Linked DNA regions of Homo sapiens: region 2 is linked to region 1. The links are chromatin contacts, found by Hi-C in ENCODE. All regions are on one chromosome and are shown on one strand. The core of a region is the stretch at or near the end of the contact, and the rest is flanking DNA. Distances in the headings are between cores, read along the strand shown.

What was found. Hi-C counts contacts between places; a loop is a spot of excess contacts on that map. Pooled maps may share reads with other maps.
Region 2: a map of chondrocyte shows a loop between it and region 1 (4-fold over the local background). The contact joins two enhancer-like sites. A Hi-C loop is called at or near these places in 9 of 168 maps with a recorded cell type or tissue (Calu3, HepG2, K562 and 4 more), 4 of 37 single-sample maps with no recorded cell type and 23 of 50 pooled maps.

Annotation. Positions count from the first base shown.
Region 1 is chr7:67,466,058-67,473,929 of GRCh38, reverse strand. No RefSeq gene overlaps it. Among named protein-coding and RNA genes, the nearest start is that of LINC01372, 130 kb to the right of the region's middle. Within about 2 kb of position 3,414, at least 4 of the 41 ENCODE cell types and tissues checked have a DNase peak (open chromatin) inside an H3K27ac peak, as active enhancers do.
Region 2 is chr7:70,677,422-70,685,293 of GRCh38, reverse strand. The region is part of intron 5 of AUTS2 (activator of transcription and developmental regulator AUTS2); the gene reads right to left. Among named protein-coding and RNA genes, the nearest start is that of GALNT17, 450 kb to the left of the region's middle. RefSeq lists enhancers at 2,726-3,651, 3,652-4,577. Within about 2 kb of position 3,198, at least 5 of the 41 ENCODE cell types and tissues checked have a DNase peak (open chromatin) inside an H3K27ac peak, as active enhancers do.

The sequences.
Region 1 (7,872 bases), core at 2,165-4,664:
GGCATGGGGGTTGAAAGGGCCTGCCAATTTCAGGGATCAGTTAGGAGACTTGAGTGGCAAGGAGAGCAAAGGGCGTGAGGCAAAGGTTGGAGAGATGAGGCTGAGAAACTCGGGTTAAATTGAGAAGGACTTTGTAAACCAGGTTGAGTTTGGATTCCATCTTGAAAGCAATGGAGAGCCATGAAGGGGTTTTAAGTAAGGGTATAGCAGGAGATTTGCATTTCAGAAAGAATGGTCTGGCTGTAGCGATAAGCTCAAATTGAAAGAGGGAAAACCGGGAATCTTTTCAATAGCCCAGTCAGGAGATGAGGGTTTCCTGAAATAAAGCAATGGAGATGTAGAAGACATTTCTTAAGACCATTTAAAAGATGCACTTGGAGATCAATTGGGTGGGGCAGAGAAATCAAACAAGGATGATCCCAGATTTCTGGCTTGGGGCGGTGCCATTCGGCCAACTACAACTAACAATTATAGTAGGCAGAGGTCGGGGGGCATAGCATGGAACACACCCCTTTTTGCAAGCTCCTGCTCCAATCCAGGAGTTTGAGACCAGCCTGGGCAACACAGCAAAACCTCATCTCCACAAAACATTTAAAATTAGCCAGGCATGGTGGCAAGCGCCTTTAGTCACAGCTACTTGGGAGGCTGAGGCAGGAGGATGGCTTATGCCCAGGAGTTTGAGGTTTCAGTGAGCTATGATCATGCCACCATACTCCAGCCTGGGTGACAATGTGAGACCCTGTCTCTTAAAAAATAGAAACAGGCTAGGCGCAGTGGCTCATGCCTATAATCCCAACACTTTGGGAGGCCGGGGCAGGTGGATCACCTGAAGTCAGGAGTTCGAGACCAGCCTGACCAACAAGGTGAAACCTTGTCTCTACTAAAACTACAAAAAATTAGCCGGGTGTGGTGGCACACACCTGTAATCCCAGCTACTCGGGAGGCTGAGGCAGAATTGCTTGAACCTGGAAGGTGAAGGTTGCAGTGAGCTGAGATCATGCCATTGCACTCCAGCCTGGGTGACAGAGTGAAACTCAACCTCAAAAAAAAAAAAAAAAAGAGAAAGAGAGAGAGAAAAGAAAAGAACAAAACAAAAAAGACCCCTTTGATCTCTTTCGGGCAGCTCTGACCTAGCCCTTGGGACATCCCAAACCCTGATTCCGTTTCAGATATCCAAAGACAGTCATAATGTCTCAAGTTTCTTGTGTGATTATTTGCTTGTGCCCAGTAACCCTGGTCCTCTTGTTCCTTCATTCCTAATAGAACAAACATGTGCACATGACCCATGGGGTGAATCTCATTTCCTGAACTCCACACCAGGAAAAGACTGACCTTGTTAAGGTTTTAAGGTTTTTTTTGTTGTTGTTTTTTGTTTTAGCGACAAGGTCTCTGTCACCCAGGCTGGAGTGCAATGGCGCAATCACAGCTCACTGCAGCCTCAACCTTGCAGGCTCAAGCAATCCCCCAGTTTCAGCCTCCAGAGTAGCTAGTACCACAGGTGTGCGCCACCATGCCCCGTTAATTTTTGTATTTTTTGTAGTGACAGGTTTTTGCCATGTTGCCCAGGCTGGTCTCAAACTCCTGAGCCCATTCTCAAGCAATCCCCCAACCTTGGTCTCCCAAAGTCCTGGAATTACAGGCGTGAGCCATGGCACCCAGCCTAAATATCTTTTTTAATGTCTTTTTTTAATAGACTATAACCTCAGCATATGGTGTTGAAAATGTTTGAATGTACATAAAAGTATAACAAATAACATTTTAAAAACCACTCGTAATCCTGTTTCTTAGAAATTATTGATATTTGAGAATATTTCTATTTTTCTTCTATTCATATATATATGTGTTTTATGTGCTTAATTTTGTAGTATGAGCATTTTTCTAGGTCTCTCATATTTCCTGGAAAATATGCTTTTTAAGTGGCTAAGCAGAGTTCAACATGCGTGTACTTACATTAAGTTTGTCCCTATAATTGTATATTTAATATGTTTCTGTGTCTGTATGTGTGCATGTGTATACTGTTTTGTTGTTCTTGCTATGATAAAACCCTGTGCCGAGTATGTTTCTGTATAAATCTTGGGTAATCTTTTCTAATTTTTGTTTTTGAGACAGGGTCTTGCTCTGTCAACCAGGCTGGAGTACAGTGGCATGATCATAGCTCACTGCAGCTCACTAGCTCAGGCGATCCTCCTACCTCAGCCACCCAAGTACCTAGGTGCAGGTACACGCCACACCTGGCCAATTTTTTTATTTTTTGCAGAGACGAGGTCTGTCTGTGTTGCCCAGGCTGGCCTCGAACTCTTGGGCTCAAGCAATCCACCCACCCTGGCCTACCAAAGTGCTGGGATTGCACGTGTGAGCCACCATCCCCAGCCTCTAATTATTTCTTTAAGACAAATTACTGGCATGGTCCAAGGATTAAAAGACTTAGCTGAAGCCGGGCGCAGTGGCTCATGCCTGTAATTCCAGCACTTTGGGAGGCCAAAGCGAGTGGAACACTTGAGGTCACAAGTTCGAGACCAGCCTGGTCAACATAGCAAAACCCCATCTCTACTAAAAATACAAAAATGAGCCAGGCATGGTGACAAGCGCCTGTAATCCCAGCTACTCAAGAGGCTGAGGCAGGAGAATCACTTGAACCCAGGAGGCAGAGGTTGCAGTGAGCCGAGATTATGCCACTGCATTCCAGCCTGGGCGACAAAGCAAGATTCAAAAAAAAAAAAAAAAAGGCCGAGCACAGTGGCTCATGCCTGTAATCCCAGCACTTCAGGAGGCCAAGGCAGGCGTATCACAAGGTCAGGAGATCGAGACCATCCTGGCTAACATGGTGAAACCCTGTCTCTACTAAAAATACAAAAAATTAGCCAGGCATGGTGTCGGGCACCTGTAGTCCCAGCTACTCAGGAGGCTAAGGCAGGAGAATAGCGTGAACCTGGGAGGCGGAGCTTGCGGTGAGTCGAGATCGTGCCACTGCACTCCAGCCTGGACAACAGAGCGAGACTCCGTCTCAAAAAACAAAAAAAAAAAGACTTATTTGAACAAGTTTAAGGGTGTTACTTAAAACAAACTTCTTCCTAAAAGACAATGGGGTGATTTTATCAGGTCCTTTTACTTTTGGCCTTTCTCTGGTTGGCTGGAGGGGAAAGCACATGGCCACACTTCTCACAGCCTGGGGTTTCTGAAAGACATTGACAGATTCTTTCTTGGTGGAAATTTGAAACTCTTTTCTCCTCCTGGAATGGGCAACCCCTGTGACTTACAACCAGCCTGTGCCGGCTCAGTGGCTGCAAGTGCTGTCATCACAGCCCATCAAGCAAATGGAAAGAAACTGCCTGGGTCACTCAGGCTCTGAGCAAACACCGGGGAACAGTGGCTGCTCTCTTCTGTTTTCAAAGGAACATGCTGTTTTAATCACACCCAGGAATGCTTTCCCAAAGTCTTTCTACTCCCCAGAATCTTCCTGTCAAGCCTGGGGCCTGCCCTGCTTATTCTCTGAGTCTGCCTTTCCTGAAATGCAATGGCTGGCCAGGCGAGTCCCCCGCTGCCTCCCCGACCCTGAGCAAGGATTGTGGGGCATGGTAACTGACCAGCATTCAAGGAATGTGAACACCATGTCTTGGCCCAGATTATGAGTTCTGGGTCCAAGGGCTGGACGAGCTTCAGCTGGCTGTGTGCACATCAGCCCACTCTAGTTTTTTCTGCAAAATACACGGGATGTCCTTCTCAAAACTGGACTTACGGTCGGGCAAGGTGGCTCACGCCTGTAATCCCAGCACTTTGGGAGGTCAATGCAGGCGGATCACTGGAGGTCAGGAGTTCGAGACCAGCCTGGCCCACAGGGTGAAACCCCGTCTCTACTAAAAGTACAAAAATTAGCTGGGCATGGTGCTGCATGCCTGTAATCTCAGCTACTTGGGAGGCTGAGGCAGGAGAATCGCTTGAGCCCGGGAGGTGGAGGTTGAAGTGAGGCGAGATCACACCACTGCACTCCAGCCTGGGCGACAGAGTGAGACTCCGTCTCCAAAAAAAACAAAACAAAACAAAACAGAAAACTGGCTTACTGATTAGTAGGGCCCGGGGAGCAAAGATGCAGCATGGTTTTAATCCCACCCAAGTGTAAATCACTCTGCAACACTCATGTCCAGACCCCAGAAGAAGAGGTCTGCTCCAGGCATGCTCAGAGCCCTGCACCAAAGGGAAGGAGGAGGCATAGGGAGGAGCCACACATACCCTACCTCATGGCAGATATAGCCCCAGGAAGGGTGGCTGGAAGATGATGGCAAAACTAAGTGGAAATATGCAATGCATTTGGTGAGGGCAGTGCACAAATCTGTGCTGAAGACAAGAGACAGAAGACAAGGGGAAAATGCTTTCATCCTAAGTTTTGGTCCAAGCTGGGCAGACAGATGGTATTTTACTTTAGGAGGGTCAATCTGGTACAATAAGGATACTTGCAGAAGAGTTTGGGACTGTAGGATGTTAGAAAGATGCTACAATTGTCCGGCCAGGCACAGCAGCTCATGCCTGTAATCCCAGCACTTTGGGAGGCTGAGGCGGGTGAAACTCCTGAGCTCAGGAGTTTGAGAACACCTTGGACGACATGGTGAAACCCCATCTCTACTAAAATACAAAAAAATTAGCTGTGCGTGGTGGCACGTGCCTGTAGTCCCAGCTACTCAGGAGGCTGAGGCAGAAGAGTCACTTGAACCCCGGAGCCAGAGGTTACAGTGAGCTGAGATAGTGCCATGGTACTCCAGCCTGGGCTACAGAGTGAGGGAAGGGGAAGGGAAAGGGAAGGGGAAAGGGCGGAGGGGGGAGGGGGGAGGGAGGGAGGGAGGGAGGGAGGAAGGAAGGAAGGAAGGAAGGAAGGAAGGAAGGAAGGAAGGAAGGAAGGAAAGGGAAGGGAGAGAGGGATGCTACAGTTGTCAAGGAGAGAGGTATTAGAGTCCAAACCACAGATGGGGCAGATGGAGATGGGAAGAAGGAGAACTCAGGAGATATGAAGGAAGTAGAAGTGATAGGTCTTGATTTGTAGAACATTCAGGTGAGGACATCGAAGAGACTCCACTTTCCTTAAATAACGACAATAATAATAAGTGCTACAAAGGAGTTCATGGATCAAGTTAAATGACACATAGAAAGTGCTTAGAACAGTACGTGGCTGAATTAGGCTCATTGAAGATCAGGTCCTAAAATGAGTATGACTTAGACCAATATCACTACTATATAAGCTTGCAGGTCAAGGTCAGAAATATAGAGTCGGAATCAACAAATGGATGTCAGTTTAAGGCATCAAAGTGGACCTGATTGCCCAAAGCACACATGCACAGTTAGGAGATTGGAGAGCAGGGAGGCAAAAGGGGGCACCCATGCTAAGGAGCTGCTAGAGAGGAAGTGGTGGAAGAGTGAGAAAAAATAGCTCAGCTTGAACCAGGTAAGAACACGCCACAGAAGCCAAGAAGAAAAAGTGTGCTGAGAAGGAGAAAGTGCTCAGCGCTGCAGACAGGTAAAGTGAGATGAACATGGACAAAGGCCTATTGGATTTGGCCACAAAGAAGTTAAAAGGCAGAATGTTTTAAGGCAGCAGTCCCCAACCTTTGTGACACCAGGGACCAGCTTCATGGAAGACAATTTTCCCAAGTACCAATTCAGTGGGGTGGTTGGGCGGAGGGGGGGGTGGTTTGGGGATGACTCAACTGCATTACATTTATTGTGCATTTTATTTCTATTATTATTACATTGTAATATATAATGAAATAATTCTACAACTCACCATCATCAGTGGGAGTGCTGAGCTTGTTTTCCTGCAACTAGAGAGTCCCATCTGGGGGTGATGGGAGACAGCAACAGATCATCAGGCATTAGATTTTCATAAGCAGCATGCAACCCAGATCCCTCGCACATGTGCAGTTCACAATAGGGTTCATGCTCAGATGAGACTCAAATGCTGCCACTAATCTGACAGGAGATGGAGTTCAGGCAGTAATGAGAGTGATGGGAAGCAGCTGTGAATACAGATGAAGCTTTGCTCACTTGCCTGCTGCTCATCTCCTGCTGCGCAACCCAGTTCCTAACAGGCCACGGATCAGTACCAACCCGTGGCTCAGGGATTGAGGATGTCTGTTTTAAGGAGGGAAGGTGAGAATGCAGTGAATGGAAAGGACAATGGCATTCATGGAAGATGTTCCCCACCACATTATAAATCATGGAGGAAAAGGGGCACGATCTAAGTGCCCAACAAAAGGGGATTAAATATTTTATGTACAACTATGTTGTACTTTTCTTCATGTCATTATATAAAAATACATTTAAAACAATTGTTATTACATAGCAGAGTTCTAAAAGAGAGATGGAGGCTGGGCTTATGCCTGTAATCCCAGCACTTTGGGAGGCCAAGGTGAGCAGATCACTAGAGGCGAGGAATTTGAGACCATCCTGGCCAACATGGTGAAACCCCATCTCTACTAAAAATACAAAAATTAGCTGGGCATGGTGCCGGGTGCCTGTAATCCCAGCTACTCAGGAGGCTGAGGCACTAGAATCATTTGAACCTGGGAAGCGGAGGCTGCAGTGAGCCGAGATCGCCCCACTGCACTTCAGCCTGGGCAACAGACTGAAACTGTGTCTCAAAAAATAAAGAAAAGAGAAGGAGAGAGAGATGGATTAGTGAATAAAGAAAGCAAAAAGACACAGCTTTCAAAGTAAGGCAGAAAGCCTTTTTTAAAGCCTGTTATGATACAAAGGAAAAACAGGCAAGTGGAAAGTGACTGAGACCTCAGCTTGAGAGATGTGTTGACTCTAGAGAATCTGACAAGAGCAACAAAGACAACTCAAGGGCTGGCAAGTATCAGAGAAAACAAGTAAGAGTAGGATATGGTCCAAAACAATAAATGGTGTAGAATGCAGCTTCATGACTTTGCACCAAGGGTAATGAGAAAACCTGGGAAATGTAAATTCTTATGGGGACTCTATATTATAACTTCGTTCAATTCCCCAGTAGGTAGGCAGCTCCATGAGGACTGGGGCTTTCCTCTCTTCCTCTCTTTGGGATTCCCAGTTCTTAGCACACTGCCTAATAAACCTAAAGATAAGAAGAGTGTAAGAAAATGCAAAAGATTATTATTAATACAAAGATTAAGTGAAAAAATCAAAATACTTGCAATATAGTATCTAAGTTCAAATGGCCACCATTCTAAAAGTGTGCACAGGAAAAAAAAGATATAAACATTTTAAGAGTATATTAGAGTCTGGGATTGTGAATGTGAAATTTTTTCTTTTCTTTCTTTCCATAACTCTTCATGCTGGATTTATAATATGCTTAATTATGTTAAAACATATGCAAATACCAGAGAGAAGAAGGAAGGAAGAAAGGAGGGAGGGAGGGAGGGAGGAAGGGAGAAGGGAAGGAGGGAAAAAGGAAGGAAGGAAGAAGGCGGGAAGGAGGGAGGGAGGAAGGAAGGAAGAAGGAAGGAGAGAAGAAGGAGGGAGGGAGGGAAAAAGGGAGGGAGGGGAGGGGGAGGGGAGAGAGGGAGGAAGGAAGGAAGGAATGAAGGAAGGAAAAGGGAGGAAGAGGGAGAAAAGAAGGAAAGGAAAGGAAAGGAAACAAAAAGTGTGAACCTTGGACCCAGATGACTTAGTTTAGATCCCAGCCATGCCACTTACTGTGTGACATCAAATGAGTTCCTTAACCACTCCATACCTCAGTTTCCTTATCTATAAAATTGATCTAATATCCGGGGGTTTTCTAAGGAAGCAACCCAACAATTTGTGTTAGCTCATCCTTACTCACTCTGGGCTTTTGGGTCCCAGTCTATCCATTAATACATTGATGCTGTGAGGTTTGAGTGGCATTGCATTTATCCTCAAGCTCTTAAA
Region 2 (7,872 bases), core at 1,949-4,448, 3.2 Mb before region 1:
ACCGTGTTGGCCAGGCTGGTCTCGAACTCCCGACCTCAAGTGATCCACCTACCTCAGCCTCCCAAAGTGCTGGGGTTACAGGTGTGAGCCACTGTACCCAGCCAAGAACTACTTTTCTGTATCTGATCTGAGGACCCTCATTTCTAGCTTTGGTTAGTCCCAGGGAAAGACTGCTGCTATTCTAGGACTGAGTCAAGCTCAAAATATGATTCTAGTCTTCATTTCAGTGCCTTGAAATGGAAGGGAGGGAGAAATCAACCAACCAAGAAGTGAACCCTAGACTGAAAAAAGAGCATGAGCCATAAATTATATGTGACGGTGCCATTTACTGGTTCTAAGATTCAGCCTCTCCAAAGGACGCTGCCAAAAATGCCCTAGAGTAACACATATTTTTCCAGAATGCTACAATTATAATGTCGTTTGCTCTTACATCAATCTTGTGAGGCAAAGAGAGTAACGGAGAGTTTCTTCCTTATTTTAGATAAGGAAATGGATACAGGAGTGTAAGGAGGTCCTCTGCAGTGAAGGAATGAGGATTATAGCATGGTGCCAGCAGGCATGTCACATTCCTTCCCTAATACCATGCTCCCACTGTCCATCCCCACCATACCACAACACACCATACCACACCACACGCCACGCCACACCACCCCACACCATACCACGCCACACCATACCACACCACACACACCATACCACAACATGCCACGCCACACCATACCACGCCACAACACGCCACGCCACGCCACACCACACCACATCACGCCACACCATACCACACCACACCATCCTATCCCCACTGCTGGGTAAATCTCAGTTTCTCCCTCCACTGGCCAGATGTCTAAGACAAAATCATTCTGCTGTCTAAACTCTAGAGAGGTTTTAAGATCTGAAGGGTCATGGTAAGGCTGTCTATAAGTCACGTGACTATTCCTGGGATATACAAGTAGTTTACCTTCCCAGGTTTTGTGGTTTGAAAGATTACTGACATCCTGAGAATGGTGGCCAACCGCATGTTAGTCCATCCTTCTACTCAAAGGCTTTGCTATCTCCTCCTGGAAACGTTACCTGAAAGTATTAATAATCTTTAGGGTACTGAAAATTTGACTCCTGCATCTATGCTAATATACAATGATCTAACAAAGCTTTTTTTTTTTTTCCCTAGCCTTATTATTAAGCATCCTGATGGTCCAAATATTGACTTGCAGGAATTCTTGTTGGCTGAGGACAAAATATTTGCTTCTACTGGTTTGGGGAATCATACACTTGCTGGGGTAGTAGCTGAGGAGCTAGAATGTCGTAGAATTCCCTTAGTTTCGATTTCCTGAAAGCATTCTTATTGAGCAAGGTTTCTGATTTTCCCTCTTGCTCTGGCCTTAGTTTTTCTCTCTGTCTCTTCCATGCTATCAGAATGGAATGGGAAACCCTACTATGGCCATTCCAATAGCCTCCATCTCTGGGGCTTTATCAATCAAATTAGCACAGTTTGTAGATGGTTAACTGTTACAGAAATGCCAGTTATTATGATCATATGCCGCTGTTACATAGGGTCAGGGCAAGCCTGTGTGCCTACAAAGACCCGCCAGCTCCTCTCTGGTCCTATGTAATTTCCATTTACAGATCTGTATTGCAAATGAATTACACCAGAAATTTCTTCTTCTGCTCCAAACTACAGCTTTTCTTGAATGCTTCCTAATGGAAACATAGATCTAAGACAATATATAACATGTAGTTGTTTCTCGGCTCACCTCTGGACACTGCCATTCCTTTAGGGGCACACGTATCCTCACTGGGAACAAGATACTGCTTTGGAGAGCAGTCTGTAGATTCAATCACTCAAGGACCAGGACTGTGATGTACTCTTACACACCACCATTGCCCTTAACATCTAGTACAGTATTCTCATGCATCACATGTAAGAGATGGGTTGATACGCAGTGGTCAGATCAATGAGTAAATAAATAAATGACCAGATCTCTGCCAACTAAAACAGAAGAGAATGAAGACATTATCTCAAACATAAAACTAAACTGCAAAGTCCTTTCCACGAATTGCCAACAGTTTGGGATTTCACAGAATATAGAAACCCATATGGCTAACAACAGAGCGTGGGTACATTCTCCTGAAAATCAAAATTCTAAAAAATATATCATTAACCATTGTGGTTGCTCATCTCCAAATATGGCTCCCAAATAATTCTGTATGTGCATGTCATGCCTCCCATTAGAAGGTGAAACTTATGTCCTTGTGACTGACGTGTGACTGTTTTGATGAATAGAATGAGGAGGAAGTGATATGCTGGAGATTCAGAGTTTGGGCCCAGCAGCTTCTGGTTATTTAAGCTTGTAACACAGTTACCATATAGTAAGGATGCCCAAGCAGTACCACATGGAAGTAAGCTGAGGCCTTGGGACCACAGGGCTAGCTGAGTTCCCAGCCAACAGCCCCTGACAACTTGCCAGCCACGTGAAGAAGCCATCTTGGGTGTGGCTCCGCCAGCTCCAGCTGAACTTGCCTTAGCAGATGCCATGTGGAACAGAGAGGAAGCTTCTCTGCAGAGCCCTGCCCTAATGGCAGCATTGTATTTCCAGGCTCCAAATTCGTGGTTTGTTACAAAGCAATAATAGGTAAGTGAAACAACCATCTGGGTCAGCCTCAATCAACACTGCGAGAATGGAAGAAGGTGAGCACATGCCAGGATGAGATACATCCATGGGCACCACCTTTGTGTTCCTGCCTCTGGGAGGAAGTGACAAGGACTTTGAAGTTCGAGAAAGAGTGCTACTGAAATGAAAATAAATCACGGCAACAACAAAAAAACTTGAAATAAGAAAAATCATTGCCAAAATAAGGAAAAGTTTTCTATTTGATAAAGCAGAAGAAAACTTAACATGACAATTTTAATGAAAGAATAAATCTGGTCTCCCCCCTTTCCTTTTGGAGGCTGGGAATGTTTGTACAACTAAAAAGTCTTTAGTAATCCCTTCTTTTATCCAAAACAGATTGCAGTTTTCAGCACGGCCCCATAAACTGCAGGTTCAAAGGAACCTGAAACTGAATTAGCATAAAATCTGGAATTCTCATTTCCACCAAATGCACAGCTGCCATCTGACAGCTCTTCTGTGATTTCAGTTTCAAATAGAAACTGAAAGAAGCTGAGGTGGCGCGGGCCATGGGTTCTGTCCTTTCCCTCACTCTCCTCCACACACTCAGAGTCAAGAGGATCTTAGAGGTCTGCCTCAAACCTCTGGTTCTAGAATGAATCCCTTAGCTAACAACCTGCCCAATAAAACTGGTAGGGAACAACCCCAAAGCCACGGACAGTTAGTTTATAAGCGAAGAGGGCTGGGGGTTGCCCATAAGATATGAGTGCTTTGCTGACGGCCTCGGGAGTGTGAAAGACTTTAAAGTAAATTCACACAAAACATGGGGTCGAATATGCTGGGACTAAGTTGGAACATAGGGTTGGATCTGCTGGGAGAGGAGGTGGAGCCCCCGTTCCCAGTTTTTGCATTACAAATACCAAGAAATCCACACTGGAATACACTAAAATTTAAATACCAGCAGGTCTGTTGATTTGCTTTCATGATTCACTTAACACTTCCTCAGCTTTCTCTGTAGGTCATGACAGCTCTAGGCAACTACGTTTAATTCTGGAAAAGCAAAGTGGGCGGGTTGGGGTGGTAGTGGTGTTGCTTTGCCTACCGCTGAAATCCTTCACCTTGGGGGAACAAGTTACTCTTCTTTGCATACAGAAGAAAAAAAAAATATATATATATATATGTACACTGATGCCCTCTGAGGAGTGCATGTGCTCTGAAGAGGATTTTCTCACCCCCAGTAGCGAGGGAGGATTTATCCAGAGCCATCCCAAGCCTCTCCTCTGATTCTCCATGTGATTGACTGAATGACTCCAAGTGACAGCGGGTGGGGGCAGCATCAATAGCACATGAAAAGCGGGCTGCAAACCCTCGGGGAGCGGGAGGCAGGGCCCTACTCCTCCCTCAACAACAGGATTCCCGCCAGGCCCGGGTGGATTCTCCCAAACCACCATGCCCCACGCAGAGCCATCTGCTCCTGAACTGGGGCACGGATGTCAACTTAACATCCGCCACTCGGGTGAGAGATGGGATGGGCCTGTGCTGGCCAAGTGTGGTGGGCTGCCCTCCCTGGAACACTCTAAGAAATTCACAGGGAAGCGAGTGTGGATCTTCAGAACTTCACTTTCACTCAGGTCTGTGCCTCCTTTGAAGTTCCTCTACTGCTAATGTACAACTTTTCATATTCTCCAGGAGAGAAAAAAATGTAGGGAGCATCTGGTATTTACACAGAATCTTAGAGGGAGTTGATGGATTTAATTACAAGTGTTAGTAAAACAGGAAAATTGTAGCCAGGCTTTCAAATAGCCACTCGCCTATAACTAACAAGACTTTCGGTTGTGCTGCTGGGAAAGAATGCTATTTATTTTCCTCGCAATGAGTTTTCTGGAAGAAGAGGAGGCTGGTAAAAATACAGTTGTTGGCTGGTAGCTTTTCTTTTAATTTATGATGTTTTCCTTCTTATACAAAGATCGGGCCACAAACAACATTCTACTAGGCAGTACGTTCCCAGTTGTTTTTCCATCAGCACTCGTGGTGATGGATTTTCTTTCTGTTACCAGTGCTCACTCACAGCTGACAACCTGCATTTGCAAAATGACCAGCTGAGTTTGGGGGTGCATGAGGAGGCATGGAAATGATTTCAAAGAACTGACCTGTAGGCAGATTAGAGAACCGACCTGGACCGGATCACATGAGCAGCCAACTCTGATGAGTTTTAGAAGACTGTTTGCAGGGCTATTGTAGACCATGACAGGGAAGATGAGGTGCTGAATGAATACTGTACTGGATTAGAAAGGTCAGAAGCCCTGGATTTTACAACAGGTCCAGTCCCAACTAGTTATGACTTTGGGTAAGTCAGGTAACTATTTCTTCACCATTAAAATGCACACCAGTTGGGATGAATAATCTCTCTCTCTCTGTGATTCTTTATGATCTGGTACCTAATGTATAAACAGAGAATAGTCTCTGTGCTGAAAAATAAATATTTTCCTCCTTCTATTAATATTTTCTTAGAGTTTATAATTTCTAAGTAGGATATACCATTCAATGTATGTACCTCTTCTGCTTCCACCCTCCTCCCCACTCTCATGGAATTTCCTGATAAGCCAATGAAATGTCAGAAGTATGCTATGGTCTGCATTTAATCCTTCTAAGTGGTGAGTAAAATTCAGCTTCCTCACTGAGACAGTCAAGGTACAAGTGAGCCTCCTGGGCTCCGTGCCGCTGTCAGTTGGTACTACGGGGCCATTAAACACATTTGTCAGCTTTGTGTTTTAAAAACAAAACCAAAAGGGTAAATGTGTCATCACACCCACTTTAGTCTGAAATCCACAAGGGAAGGACTTCAGAACGAAAGAACAAAATACACATGCCTTCCCCCAAACCCACACAGATCAGAACACTGCTAAATTCTAAGTTGGGCTTTGCCTTAATCAGACCATTCCTAGCCAAGGAAATGTGCAGGCCACATTGAGAACCAATTTAGTCATTTCTGACTTCTCAACAATCAAATAAAACAATAAATAGCCTGAAGTGGGCTAGAAGCGGACAGGGACCACATGTATTTCCTCTCAGGATTTTTTTTTTTTTTTAACATGAAAGTTTGGCTTGAAAAGAACTTATTGCATAGACACATGTGGCCTCAATAGGTCAGATCTTTAATGGATGAGACAGATTCCAGATTCAAGCACACAATATCAGGATTTAAAACCCCAGAATTTGGTAATGGAAAGTTTGGGTCACATTAAGGGCTGTGGGATCCAGGGATAAGATTTAGTTTTAAATTAGCCTCTTGGGCAGGCTGAGCATCTCCCTAAGAAGCACCAGCTGTCTCCAGTTCTACCTCTTCCCTTCTCTCTGGGCACTTCCCCCTTGGATGGGCCACAACGTTCCTGGCTTCAGATTCCTTTCCCGTGTATTTATTGTTGACTCCTACCTTTACAGTTACTCATTTTTGTTTGTTTTAGATGTCTTTTAAAGTTTTGCCTAAGTGTGTATTTTGAAAAATTTCTAACAGGAAAAAATAATGATAGATGGTGAGAATAACACCCAAAAACTCTTTGCTTGACTTCCTCCATTGATAACATTTTGCCACATTTCCTTTGTCTCTCATTATGCTTGGTATATGATTACATATACCATGCAGGGTCTATTTATTCATCTACTCATTTAGGGTTTGTGTGAGGGAAAGGAAACTCTCCCAGCTTTCCTCATGGTTGCCAATCCGAGTATTAGCATATAAGACTCTGATTGGGCCAGGTTTGCCAGTGGACAGGGTCCCTGTGCTTCGAAAAACCACAGCTTTGAATTTAAAAAGTCCTGCACACACTTGGGCCTCTCTTCTGCCTTCTGTTGCCTTCAGGACTGGTGATGACTAAGCTCAGCTAGGGGCCCCTTGGAAGTTGCTCTGAGCTTCGTGGTCAACCCACAATAAAATTTAGACTAAGGGAAAAAGGAAGGCCTGCTTTGGTGGTGAGCCTAAGGCACTTACTTGCTTTAGCACGGATTGCAAAAAGAGGTTTGTTTGGTGGTACTAAGCATTCACCCAACTAATAAAAAAAGTAGTATTTGATTTTTCTGTCAGTTTCTTTATCTCTAGAATGGAAAACATACTGTACCTGTCTCTCAAAGTGTGTCTTGAAAAGACCAGGGTTGTGAAGATTACCTTAGCTAGAAGAGCATCAACTGCAAAGTAAGTGCTCAATAAATATATCTATTATGATTCTTGTTATTATTGTTGCTTATGTGTCTTGCTCCCCCCAGTACCACTCCAAGGAGAGTTGAGGGGCAAGGCAATATTTGGAAGTACGTTCGGCAGTGTTAGCCTCTTCATGTCATCAAAATCTTTCCTTAAATCCAACAGTTTGTGTATTGTATGTGTATTAAGCATACACACTTCCGCTGTATGCCTTATTTCTTTACAGTATAAGTAAGAGCCATTCATTCAGTATGGATACTTTTACTAAGTATGAACTATGTACAAAAAAAAGAAGAACAAAACATGTTATCTGCCCTTAGGAAACTTATAATTTAGGAGGGAGAGAGGACAACTACACGTGGGGAAGGTAGAACCTACTAAAATTATTATTATTATTATTTATTAATTTTTTTTGAGGCAGAATCTCGCTCTGTCGCCCAGGCTGGAGTGCAGTGGCACCATCTCGGCTCACTGCAAGCTCCGCCTCCCGGGTTCACGCCATTCTCCTGCCTCAGCCTCCCAAGTAGCTGGGACTACAGGGCCCGCCACCACGCCTGGCTAATTTTTTGTATTTTTAGTAGAGACGGGGTTTCATGGTGTTAGCCAGGACGGTCTCGATCTCCTGACCTTGTGATCCACCCGCCTCGGCCTCCCAAAGTGCTGGGATTATAGGCGTCAGCCACCGCGCCTGGCCAGAACCTACTAAAATTATAAAAATTTTATAAGGTAGAACCTGATAGGTATCCAGGGAAGCATTAAGAAAAGTCACCCGAGGTGGGCTGCAGTGGCTCATGCCTATAATCCCAGAACCTTGGGAGGCCGAGGCAGGAGGATCACTTGAAGCCAGAAGTTCGAGACCAGCCTGGGAGACAAAGCAAGACCCTGCCTCTACAAAAAGAAAAAAGGAAAAGTGACTCGAGGAAAATGGCAGGAGACACGGGGCAAAGCTAAGGTGAGAAAACACACTTAGGAGGCAGAACCTCAAGGAACGCACGAGTGTGTGGCAGTGATGCAACACAAAGGGCGATGCTAAGATGTAAAGGCTGGGGAACTGGTTAACATCAGGAACACAGA